Regions from separate parts of the Mus musculus genome. Here region 1 is linked to region 2. Evidence: chromatin loops called from intact Hi-C (ENCODE). Cell type or tissue: left cerebral cortex. All regions are shown on one strand. Each heading gives the region's core, and the rest is flanking DNA. Links, peaks and the distances in the headings are about the cores only.

Region 1 (5,380 bases), core at 268-5,267, 110 kb after region 2:
CACACACACACACACAGAGACACACACAACCTCTAAGGTCACAGTCTCTAAAGAAACACTACTTGAAGAACCTTTAGAACACAGCAGGTAGTGTACAATGCCTGCAAGGGTGTGGTACCTACAAGGCAGGGCAGCTGCTCTGCTATAGTCAAAGAAAACCTTTGGCCAGGAGTGATAGCCTCAGAGGTGGTGGCAGGAGGGTAAGGAGTTTAAGACTAGCTTCAGCTAGACAGTATTCGAGGCTAACCTAAGCTATATGACCTAAGCCCTGTCTCAAAAATACAAAAAGGAAAAAAAAAGTCTCTGGCCTTATAGTGCTAAATACCAGGTAGTCAACACCAACTACCCAGTAAAACAAAAACTGGGTTTGTTCAAATCCTGATCTCTGAGTGAATAGTAACTGCCTCTCTTGAGGCCATAATTAATCTCATCAGAGCAGAGCAAAAAGAAAATGAACAGTCACCAAGAAAAGGTCCATGGAAAAAAACTGGCCAAGCTCCGTAAGAAAATAGTTACCAAGCTGAATCCTCTCACCCTGAACTGAGCGTGAATGAATTAGGAACTTGGTAGACATTTAAAGCAACTGGACTAGAATATACAATATGGAAGACGGCAGGCCCCATGGAGCAGACATGCATACATCCCTCGTTAGAGGAAATCTAGGCCAGCAGTGCCAGGGTACACCAAGGAAGATAACTAGAATGCGTAGGCTTTCTCCCATCCTCATGGGAGGCCAGACAACTGCTAAAACATAACAAATGAGCAAAGTACAAGTGAGGAGAAAGCCAGGTCACTGGCCCTGCCACGTTACCACTATGTTATCAGACGCTGACAGCTGCAACCTAGGGTGATAAGTGCGCAGACACTCTTGCAGAACTCACATTCCCAGTTAGCACTGAATCAGAAGATATATGAGTGCAGTGGTCACAGAAAACATTTCCAATCAGCACGGAACGAGGGGGGCTACACGAGCCTCTGTCACCCAAATAAGGGGAGCGATTCAAAGCCCCAGCTGCTCTGCTTAAATGACTTAACCTGAAGACTTTTTACAAAACGAAATCCATTTCATCTGTCACTGCTGGCTTTCAACCATTTGGCTTGAGTTGCATGAATGTGCTCTCAGCCTGTGCTGTGGAAAGTCCACTGGACCAGACGACTGGGTCCAGCTTTACCTCTTACTCTGTAACAACCTCGAGAAAGTTACACAATCCCTATGAATCTTTCTTCATAAAAGGGATTTTTCAAACTTGGATTACTCTCCAAACACGACTTCATATCTGGATACATATATTCACGCCACCAGAACTTTTAATTCCAATGAGATTATTTCTTTTTCCTTCTTTCAGACTCTTCCTCTGTCAAACACACCCCTCACCCAGCACTTCTCAAATGCCCTCCGTACACATTCATGGGCGCGACCAGAACTAAAAGTGAAAGCTACAGTCCTGCACCAAGCTTTCCTGGAATCGGAGGAAAGGGCACAGCTTTCCTTTTTGGTGAGTTTTTCCTAAAACTGTGAAACTCAGCCTTTCCACTGCCCCGCCATCCTGCTCTGCGAAAGACAGCCCGAGCCCCAGTGCCATCAGTAAGTTATGACCTGTGCTCTTACCCTGGCGTCCACGCTCTGAAGCCTGCGCATAGTCCAGGGAGTTGGGCAGACTGTGACTCCGGCCATGGCGCTGGGTCCGTTTCCATCGCTGGCTGTAAAGGACGCACAGGAATCCAAGGCCGGCGGCAGTACCAAGTAACAGTCCCAACCCGGCGCGGGAGCCGCCCAGGGCCCCCAGTCTAGACATAGTGTACCTGCAGCCCGCGTAAGAAACAGGAGCGAACCGAGAGAGAGTCATGAGGCCGGCCCTCCACCCCCGAGGCAGAACCCGTTAGCCACGGCCTCACCCAGGTCCGGCCGGACGGTGCCGCAGCCCCCGGCTCACCCAGGTCCAGCCCGCGGGTGCCGCAGCCCCCGGCGCAGACGGACGCCCTGCCAAGAGGCAGCAGCGCCGGTCCAACGCGCCCCTGCCCAGTGCAGTCCGGCTTCCGCGCCCCTGGCCTCCCAACACCCTGTACGTGACAACCTCGCAGCCGGCTGCACACTCTCGGCCTTCCGGCGCCCCCCGAAGCCACGCTGGGCCCGCAGGAGACCAACTCAGACCCTTACCCAGCCACCAGCCACCATGGCAGCAGCAGGCACCGCGCTTTCACTCTGTCAATGATTTTGACGTCCTTAATCCGCGCCACCTGCTCCGCGCACGGTGAGACGCGCGTGGAGATGACGCACGAGGCTCTGCCTCCCACCCGGGTTCTGTGGGCGGGGCTACATCGGCGAATGGACGCTGTGCGGTTACCGGGGCCGCGAAGGTGGGTTGGGCTGTCTAGTGTCCGAGCCTCTGGGTGGACTTTACCCGGTGCTACGGCCAGAATGTGCTCCGCAAATCTCACGCTGCTTATACCTGGAAGATGCCACCACCCCCACCTCTTCTTAACACTGGCTTTATTTTCAGCTGAGTCGTTTACCGATTTTTCCAGTCAAACCCCAAACAACAGCGCCACTGCTAGATGAAATTGGAGTAAGTTGTTGGTTATCGATAAGATGTCCCTACATCGCTGGGACTCCTACAAGTTTTCAAAAATCCTCTTCAAGCCAGGGCCCCTGGACCAGGAGGATCATTGCGAGTTCGAATCTAATCAGGACTGTATAGTCTACAGAGCAAGCTTCAGGACAGCCAGGGCTCCACAGAGAAACTGGGTCTGATACATACCATTTCTGCTATCTTTGCTTTGTATGTTGCTGCTTTATTAAGTCAGGGGATCACTATATAGCCCAGACTGGCAAGTGCTGTGCCACTGAACCACATCATCAAACTTTTTTTTTTTTATTTTGAGGAGGGGGGACTTTTAAATTTTGAGACCAGACCTCAAGTTGCTGAAGTTAGCTTTGAATTCGCTCTGTAGCACAGAGAGACCTCGATCTTGTGAGCCTTCTGAACCCCAACTCTGCCAAAAGCTGGGATATGGTCTTTGTCATAAAGCCAAGCTTTGGCGTCTCTGGCCTTCTGCTTTGGCCTTCCAAATTCAAGACTACAGATTTGTCTGCCTCCAAATGTATTCATATATAAATGAATATAATATAAAGTATCTCACCATTTTAAGATAGACACAGGTTTTAGAGGACTTAGATAATCCCACTGTCTCTTTTTTTTTCAAAGATTTATTTATTTATTTTATGTATATGAGTACACTCTAGATGTCTTCAGACAGCACCAGAAGAGGGGATCAAAATCCATCACAGATGGTTGTGGTGAGCCACCATGTGGTTGCTGGGTATTGAACTCAGGACATCTGGAAAAGCAGTCAGTGCTCTTAACCACTGAGCCATCTCTCCAGCCCTCCACTGTCTTTTTTGTTTCTTGGTTTGAGTTTTTGTTTTGGGTTGGTTGGTTTGTTTGTTGAGATGGGGTTTTTCTGTATGGTGCTGGCTGCTTTAGAACTAACTCTCTCTCTCTCTCTCTCTCTCTCTCTCTCTCTCTCTCTCTCTCTAAGATTTATTTATTTATTATATGTAAGTACACTGTAGCTGTCCTCAGCTACTCCAGAAGAGGGCATCAGATTTCATTATGGATGGTTGTGAGCCACCATGTGGTTGCTGGGATTTGAACTTGGGACCTTCGGAAGAGCAGGTGACGCTCTTAACCACTGAGCCATCTTGCCAGCCCCTAGAACTCTCTTTGTAGACCAGGAGGGTCTTGAACTCACAGCAATCCACCTGCCGCTGTCTTAAACATTTATTATTAAATGTTATTAAACATTTGTTTAATCCCAGCATTTGGGAGGCAGAGGCAGGCAGATTTCTGAGTTCAAGGCCAGCCTGGTCTACAGAGGGAATTCCAGGACAGCCAGGGCTATACAGAGAAACCCTGTCTCGATAAATAAATAAATAAATAAATAAATAACATTTATTAAATTATTAAATGTTATTAAACTGTTATTAAACATTTTGGAGCCAGGCTGGTAGTAGTGGCACATGTCTTTAATCCCAGCACTTAGAAGGCAGAGACAGGTGGATTTCTGAGTTCGAGGCCAGCCTGGTCTACAGAGTGAGTTCCAGGACAGCCAAAGCTATACAGAGAAACCCTGTCTCGAAAAAACAAAAACAAAAAAACAAAAACATTTTGTAGCCAAGCGGTAGTGGTGCCTGCCTTTAATTTCAACACTTGGGAAGCAGAGGCAGGAGGATTTCTAAGTTTGAGGCCATCCTGATTTATAGAGTGAGTTTCAGGACATCCGGGGCTACAAAGAGAGACCCTTTCTCAGCCCCTGCTCCCCAGCTTCCCCCCACCCCTGCAATCACAGTGTGGCTGCATGAACAGTAGATATGGCAAAGTGGGTAAAGTGCTTGCTATACAAAGCATGACGATGTATGTTAGATACAGGACCCATGTAAAAGCTGGACATGGTAGCATTGTCTGTGATCCCAGCTCTCCCACCAGCAGAAGGGATGTGGACACAGGAAACTCTCCAGGGCATCAACAGAGACCCAGCCTTGAACAAGATAGAAGGCAAGGGCAAAACACTAGGGTTCTCCTCTGACCTCCATACTCACAGGTTTCAGACACACAAACTAAGAACTAATATTTTAGTTAGCATAGAAAATAATAGGTTTTGCTGGGCAGTGGTAGTGCACGTCTTTAATCCCCCAGCACTTGGGAGGCAGAGGCAGGCAGATTTCTGAGTTTGAGGCCAGCCTGGTCTACAAAGTGAGTTTCAGGACAGCAAGGGCTAATAGAGAAACCCTGTCTCGAAGAGAAAAGAAAAAAAAAAAAAAAAAGAAGGACGAAAGAAAAAAAGAAAACGGGTTTCATTGTGAAATTTTTCAGAGAAACCCTGTCTCAAAAAAAAAACAAAAAAAAAAACAAAAAAAAAAAACCAGGGGGACCTTTGGGATAGCATTGAAAATGTAAATGAGGAAAATACCTAATTAAAACAAAAAACAAAAAAAAAAACCAACAACAACAAAGAAACAAAAAACAACATTGTGAAAATTTTGTGCATGTCTATAGTCATCCACAGTCATATTTTATTCACACTCTACCTGCCATTCTCCTCTTCTTATTCTTAAAATGACATATATTAATTTTATTGGGCAATGTAGTCATCCAGACCTAGAGTGAACCAGTCTGGTCTCCAGGTCACTCCAAGAGCCACTTCCCTGAGCACAGAGCAGCTCTGAGGAGTCCTGGGCTAACAGAGCTGATCTGGTGGGAGCCGCCAGGAGCCTGGGTCTCCTGGTCTCCTGGTCTCCCAGGTTCCCTTTAGGACTGAGGAGTTGGGCACTGTAATCTGACCCCAGTCTCCTGCCACAGACTTCTTGGGTGTGTTGCCT
Region 2 (5,380 bases), core at 287-5,286:
CTAGATCAAATTTCTTTTTGCTTTGTTTTGATTCTCCAGTCGGGGCTTCCCTGTGATGCCTCTGGCTCTGTAGACCAGGCTAGCCTTGGAGCTCAGCAATCTGCCTACTGCTGCCTCCTGAGTGCCAAGATTAAAGGCTTGTGTCACTACCCAGTTTGGATCAAATTTCTGACACACAAAATTTGACAGACACTCTCAAACCATAGGAATTCTAAAGCAGTCAGAGTAATATAAAATACACGATTTCAATCAGAGGCAAAGTCACAGGCAATATCACTGAAGCTCATTGCCTTATTTAAAAGTGTTTTTGATGAGAGATTATGAAAATGATTGTCGCTGCCCACTCTTCACCCACAAAAAATTGGCTACTAAATTGTCTGCAAGGCCCCTGAAGGGATGTATGTCCCACCAGGACAGAAAACGGACAGTAAGACATGGCTGAAGAGAACTGGCCAAAAGTGCCCAGACTGTGAAGGTAGCAACATTCCCAAGGGATTTGGACCTAAAATGGAGGAACCAGGAGAGAGGCGTCTGACTGCCTTCCAATCATCAGTGCCACAAATCTTGCTGAAGCACCTGCCCCTGGTGCTGGGCTCTTGAACACTGAGCATGCCCAGTGAGAGGAATGTAAAATCACCACTCCAGGGGATCATTAAGAACTCTTCATGATCTGGTACCATACAGGATGAGGGTTAAACATCATGGAGTCAATAGATGTGGGTTACACTGTCCTGTCTGCAACTTAGAAGCTGTATAGCCTTGGACAAATTAATCTTTCAGTGTAAAACAACAATAATAGAATATGAAGACATCTATCATGATCACAGGGTTCTGCAGAGTCGGAGACACATAATCCATGTAAAATGTATGTTGCTTTTAGTTATGTAAAAAACATTAAGGGTTTTTAAGTGTGAGTTGAATGAATTTGTCTGATGATGTTACAGGAGGAAAATCTCTGTTCTTTTTTCTATTCCTAATCCTTTGGTTAAATCCAGAAGATTCAGCTTTTTGTCTTTTGAAAAGGTAGTCGTGTTCCTCTTCTTCAGTAGTTTCTGGATCATAGCAAGATTTCAAATGTCATGGGCATTTTTGTTTGTTTGTTTGTTTTGTTTTTGGGAGTTTTGTTTTGGGGTGGGGGTGGGGGGATTGAGACAGTGTTTCTGTGTAGCCCAGACTGTCCTGGAACTCATGCTGGAACTCACTCTGTAGACCAGGCTGGCTTCGAACTCAGAAATCCGCCTGCCTCTGCCTCCCAACTGCTGGGATTAAAGGTCTGCGCCACCACTGCCCTGCAAAGGGTTCACTTGGGTTACCCCCCCACCCCCACCCCCACCCCCACCCCTACCCCCACCCCCATGGGCACCTTTTTAATGTATACATTGAAAACAAATCCCATAGCTTGCTTAAGGGCTGGAAGAGGTGGCATTTGTAATGCAATATGGTACTTCACGATCAGGACAGGTATTAAACCCCCAAAATAGCGATTATGGGGGTATAGCTTTGTAATCCTAGCATTTGGGAAGGCGAGACAGGATGATTTTTAACCTGGAGGCTAGACTGCTACACAGTAAAACTGTGTCTCAAAATAACAAAAACAAAACAAAGCCCTCGGAGTAAGAGCTCATTAAAGACTGAAAGCATTCATCTCAGAGCTAGGACATTTCATGTTCCAGACCACCACTGAACATGTCCTGTTATTTTACTTTGTAAGAAATTAAATTCCTAGAAAAAAGTCTCTTTATCTGCTTTTTCTTCATCTGTGAGTCATAACATTCCAAAAGCAGCCTTTCAAATATCTCAATTCCTTCAGCTGATTTCAAATATCAAATTCCTTCAAATTACAATATCACCAACTAAAACACCTCGATGCTGAGACTAATTGTGTTAGATAGAACCTGATCGGAATTAAAACCCGAAGCAATATTTAATCACTTCCATCCTGTGGATTATAAATTCACATTACACTAATTAGCAAAAGACACTTTCGACGAGGATGGGATTCGAACCCATGCGTGCAGAGCACAATGGATTAGCAGTCCATCGCCTTAACCACTCGGCCACCTCGTCCCAGAAGCTAGTTTCTTCCTGGTAGCTATAGGGAGTAGACACAGAGCGCTGTGACGCAATACCATGGAAGTCGCCATTTTGTACGGAAGCCAACAGTGCGATTGTTTACTCTGCAAACACTCGAAAGAAGATGGCCGTTCTCAGAATAACAGAGACGAAGAAAATTCTGTAGAAAAGAAGAAAAACCCGAGGGAACTTAAGTCAGAGCAGAGGAGGACAGAGAAGTTTATGTCTTAGGGGCGGGGCCGGTCTGGAGCCGAAGGGGTGGGGTCTGCGCGGCGCGCAGCACTGAGCATGCGCATCACTAGGGCGGTTAGATTTGAATACTTCAGGGACGTTGAGAGGTGACGTCCGACTCCAAGGAGCGCGAGGACCCCAGACAAGTCAAGCAGGTGGTCGGTGGCGGGTCAGAATGCTCCTTTCCGTTCTGGGCTCCTGAGAGGGCTCGGGTTCTGTTTGAGTGCTGAAGGGCGGGCGCGGGTTGCTGAGGTCGCTCGGTCGTCGGGGCGATCTCGGAAAGGCCCTGCAGCCGACCGGACCGCGCGAGCGCCAACGGCCCGCTCTCCTTCTCCTGGAGCGCCGCGTTTCGCTTCTCCTTTCCCAAAGCCGCTCCATTCCCGGGGTCGTGTCGTCTGCGCGGTGCGCCGTGGGCCTCCGGGTTCGCCCCGCCCATCATCTTTGGTCAGGGCTCCGGGATCCGGTCCCACCGTCTCTCGCCAACTCCTTGTGGTATGTGTTTCTGACCGACGTTCCCTGCTTCCGTGGTCTGAAGGCGACGAGTGAACTTTAAATTGTAGGCTCCGTCCGAGCACAATAATAGAGTTTCGGGTTTCTGCAGGTCCAACATTAGTAAAGACAAATCGGTGTGTTAGATTACATAAATTTCCTTTCCCATCCAAAAGACTTTGGATTCCCTTTGGGAAGAAAAATATTGCCTACTGCAATTTTTAAAATGTACTAGACGTTGTAGTTTGATTTATGCTCATATATTTGAATGCCGAGTCAACTGAGAGTGGCACTGTTTGAAAGGATTAGGAGGAGGGGTGGCCTTGTTGGAGGAGATGTGTTAATGAGGGATGAGCTTTGAGGTTTCCAAAACTCTGCCTGCTGTTTGTGGACGTTCTTGGCTACTCCTTCAGCATTGTGTTTGCTCGCAGGTTCCCCATGATGACTGCTATATAAGTCTCTGAAACTGTAAGCAAGACCCCCAATTAACTGCTTCCTGCTATAAGAGTTGTGGCCATGGTGTCTCTTCACAGCAATAAAACTGTGACTAAGACAGAAGTTAACAGAGATAAAGCATGTGGCTAAAACCCAAAGCAGCAGTTTATTCTAGACACCAAGGTTGACCGTTAGTTTTCATTTCAGTTAAATTGGTTCCGTTGAGTCCCTTGTATGTCTCATAGGTTCATTGTCTTGTGCTAAAGTAGACTTCATGGGGATGGCATTTCATTGGTCAGATTGTTGGAGAGATGATTTATAAATATGGAAGGAAATATATCGTAAGGTATTTGGTCATTAAAGGTTAGGTTCAAGCAGTGTACTTCTTGACTATGTGAATGGCTGGAAACCTTTACAAGTTGATAGATGTAAATGGAGTAAAATGTTTGGGATGGTGATATAAATGATGTGTTTGATGCTGAGAATACGAGAAGGTACTGATTCTAGATACTGGATCGAACAAGCGTTTCCAATAGAATTTTCTGTGATAATAATATTCTATATCTGCACTGTCCAACATGGTATCTATTAGCAGTCATTTTTGGCGCACTTAAAATATGGTTATCAAAGAAATGTAGTATGATTACCAAAAACTTGAGTTTTAATTTGTTTCATCTTAATTTCATTGTATATAATCATTCAATTTGACAGCACAGGTCTAGAGTCTGTATCAGTGGAGTCTGAATCAGTGAAAATGTTTGTATATTTTGGTTGTATAAATTCAGGAATGGACAAAGAGCCAGATAGTATTTAGGCTCTGCTTGCTGTGGGTCAGTATGATGGTCTCTGCTACATGATGTTTTGGTGGTGATGTTTATTTTCTTCAGTTAAAAGAAAGTTCTCAAAGGTTGCTTTGGCCCACTGTTGGTCTGCAGACCCCTGGATTATTTAGACTGGTGGCTCAAACTTTTTGGTTCAAACAGTCCAAAAGAAATACTTAATATCCTCATTTTTATATAGCTTGGTTCAATAAATTTAATGAGTATGTCCTAACAACTTGGTAGCCATTTGGTAAGTGTAAGTTGAAGGAAAAGATAATAAACTTTTTTCTTAAGTAATCAAGTTACTAATTAAGTCCACTAGCTTTTATTCATACCAGTTGCCAAAGCTCTTACTTCACAATGATACGGTATTATTGATGGTAATGTAGATAGATAATATTTTGAATTAGTTCATGCAGTGCCTGATAGATTTCAAGAATGGCTGTTAAAAAAACTAGTAGTATCCAAAAACCTGTAAGTATATAAGTAAAAACCTGTAACTATATGCTATAAGTATACCCCTAAATGCCAAATGTAGTTTTCTAGACAATCAATAATTAGTATGAATGTGATCAAAAGCATTTTATAAGTACGGTTTATTACAGTGGTTTAGGGGCTTGACCTGTTTTGTTAAAGGTGTAACACATGGGTTATATAATAAAATACACATTTAATGAAATTAGAGACTTCCAGAAAGTTTTGAATCTCATTGGTTAAGTGGTAACTAGTTCACAAGTTGGAGAGGAATGGTTCTCAAAGACTTTGAAACAACAATGGTTTAGGTTACCTTGGGTTAATAGTTCCTAGTAGTTACCTGTTTTGAGTACAGAACTTAAAACTATTCCTGTAAAAGATAAGCTGAACTTGAAATGATTTCTATAGAGCAGTGGTTCTTCAGCCTTGCTAATGCTGTAACCTGTTAATACAATTCCTCAGGTTGTCGTGACCCTCGAACATAAAACTATTTTGTTGCAGCTGGGTGTGGTTGGCACACACCTTTAATCCCAGGATTTGGTAGGCAGAGGCAAGTTCTAGGCCAGCCTGGGCTATAGAACTAGCTCCAAGACAGTCAAGGCTACACAGGGAAGCCCTGTGCTGAAAAACAAAAACAAACAAAAGTTTGTTGCTACTTTATAACTAATTTTGCTACTGTTATGAGTTGTAATATAAATATGTAATATGCAGGGTATCTGATATGGGACCTTTGTGAAAGGGGTTTTTGGTTCCCAAAGAGGTCACAATCCACAGGTTGAGAATCACTTCTATAGAAGAGACAAATGTACTAGTTAATAGTTGTAAGTGCTGCATGTTTACTTGTGAAGGGGACTCAT

The links. A loop is a pair of places that touch in the nucleus more often than their neighbours do. Peaks named below come from ENCODE experiments on the same cell type or tissue, not always from the same donor. Only the 100,000 strongest peaks of a DNase experiment are listed, where the experiment ranks them.
Region 1: a loop joins it to region 2, with 2.2 times the contacts of the local background. A loop is called at or near these places in 2 of 42 quality-filtered maps.

Annotation. Positions count from the first base shown.
Region 1 is chr2:119,154,749-119,160,128 of GRCm38, forward strand. Rmdn3 (regulator of microtubule dynamics 3) reads right to left here and starts at 2,286. Exons shown (of 13, transcript NM_001033136.3): 1 at 2,159-2,286; 2 at 1,610-1,803. The coding sequence starts at 1,796. In left cerebral cortex, for the core only: a CTCF peak has its summit at 2,555; a DNase peak (open chromatin) is centred at 2,267; H3K4me3 peaks cover 1,801 bases; H3K27ac peaks cover 950 bases.
Region 2 is chr2:119,044,765-119,050,144 of GRCm38, forward strand. Knl1 (kinetochore scaffold 1) reads left to right here and starts at 2,355. Exons shown (of 24, transcript NM_029617.3): 1 at 2,355-2,459. n-TSgct7 (a tRNA gene) reads right to left here and starts at 2,067; the gene lies at 1,986-2,067. In left cerebral cortex, for the core only: a CTCF peak has its summit at 2,419; DNase peaks (open chromatin) are centred at 2,075 and 2,336; H3K4me3 peaks cover 1,568 bases; H3K27ac peaks cover 905 bases.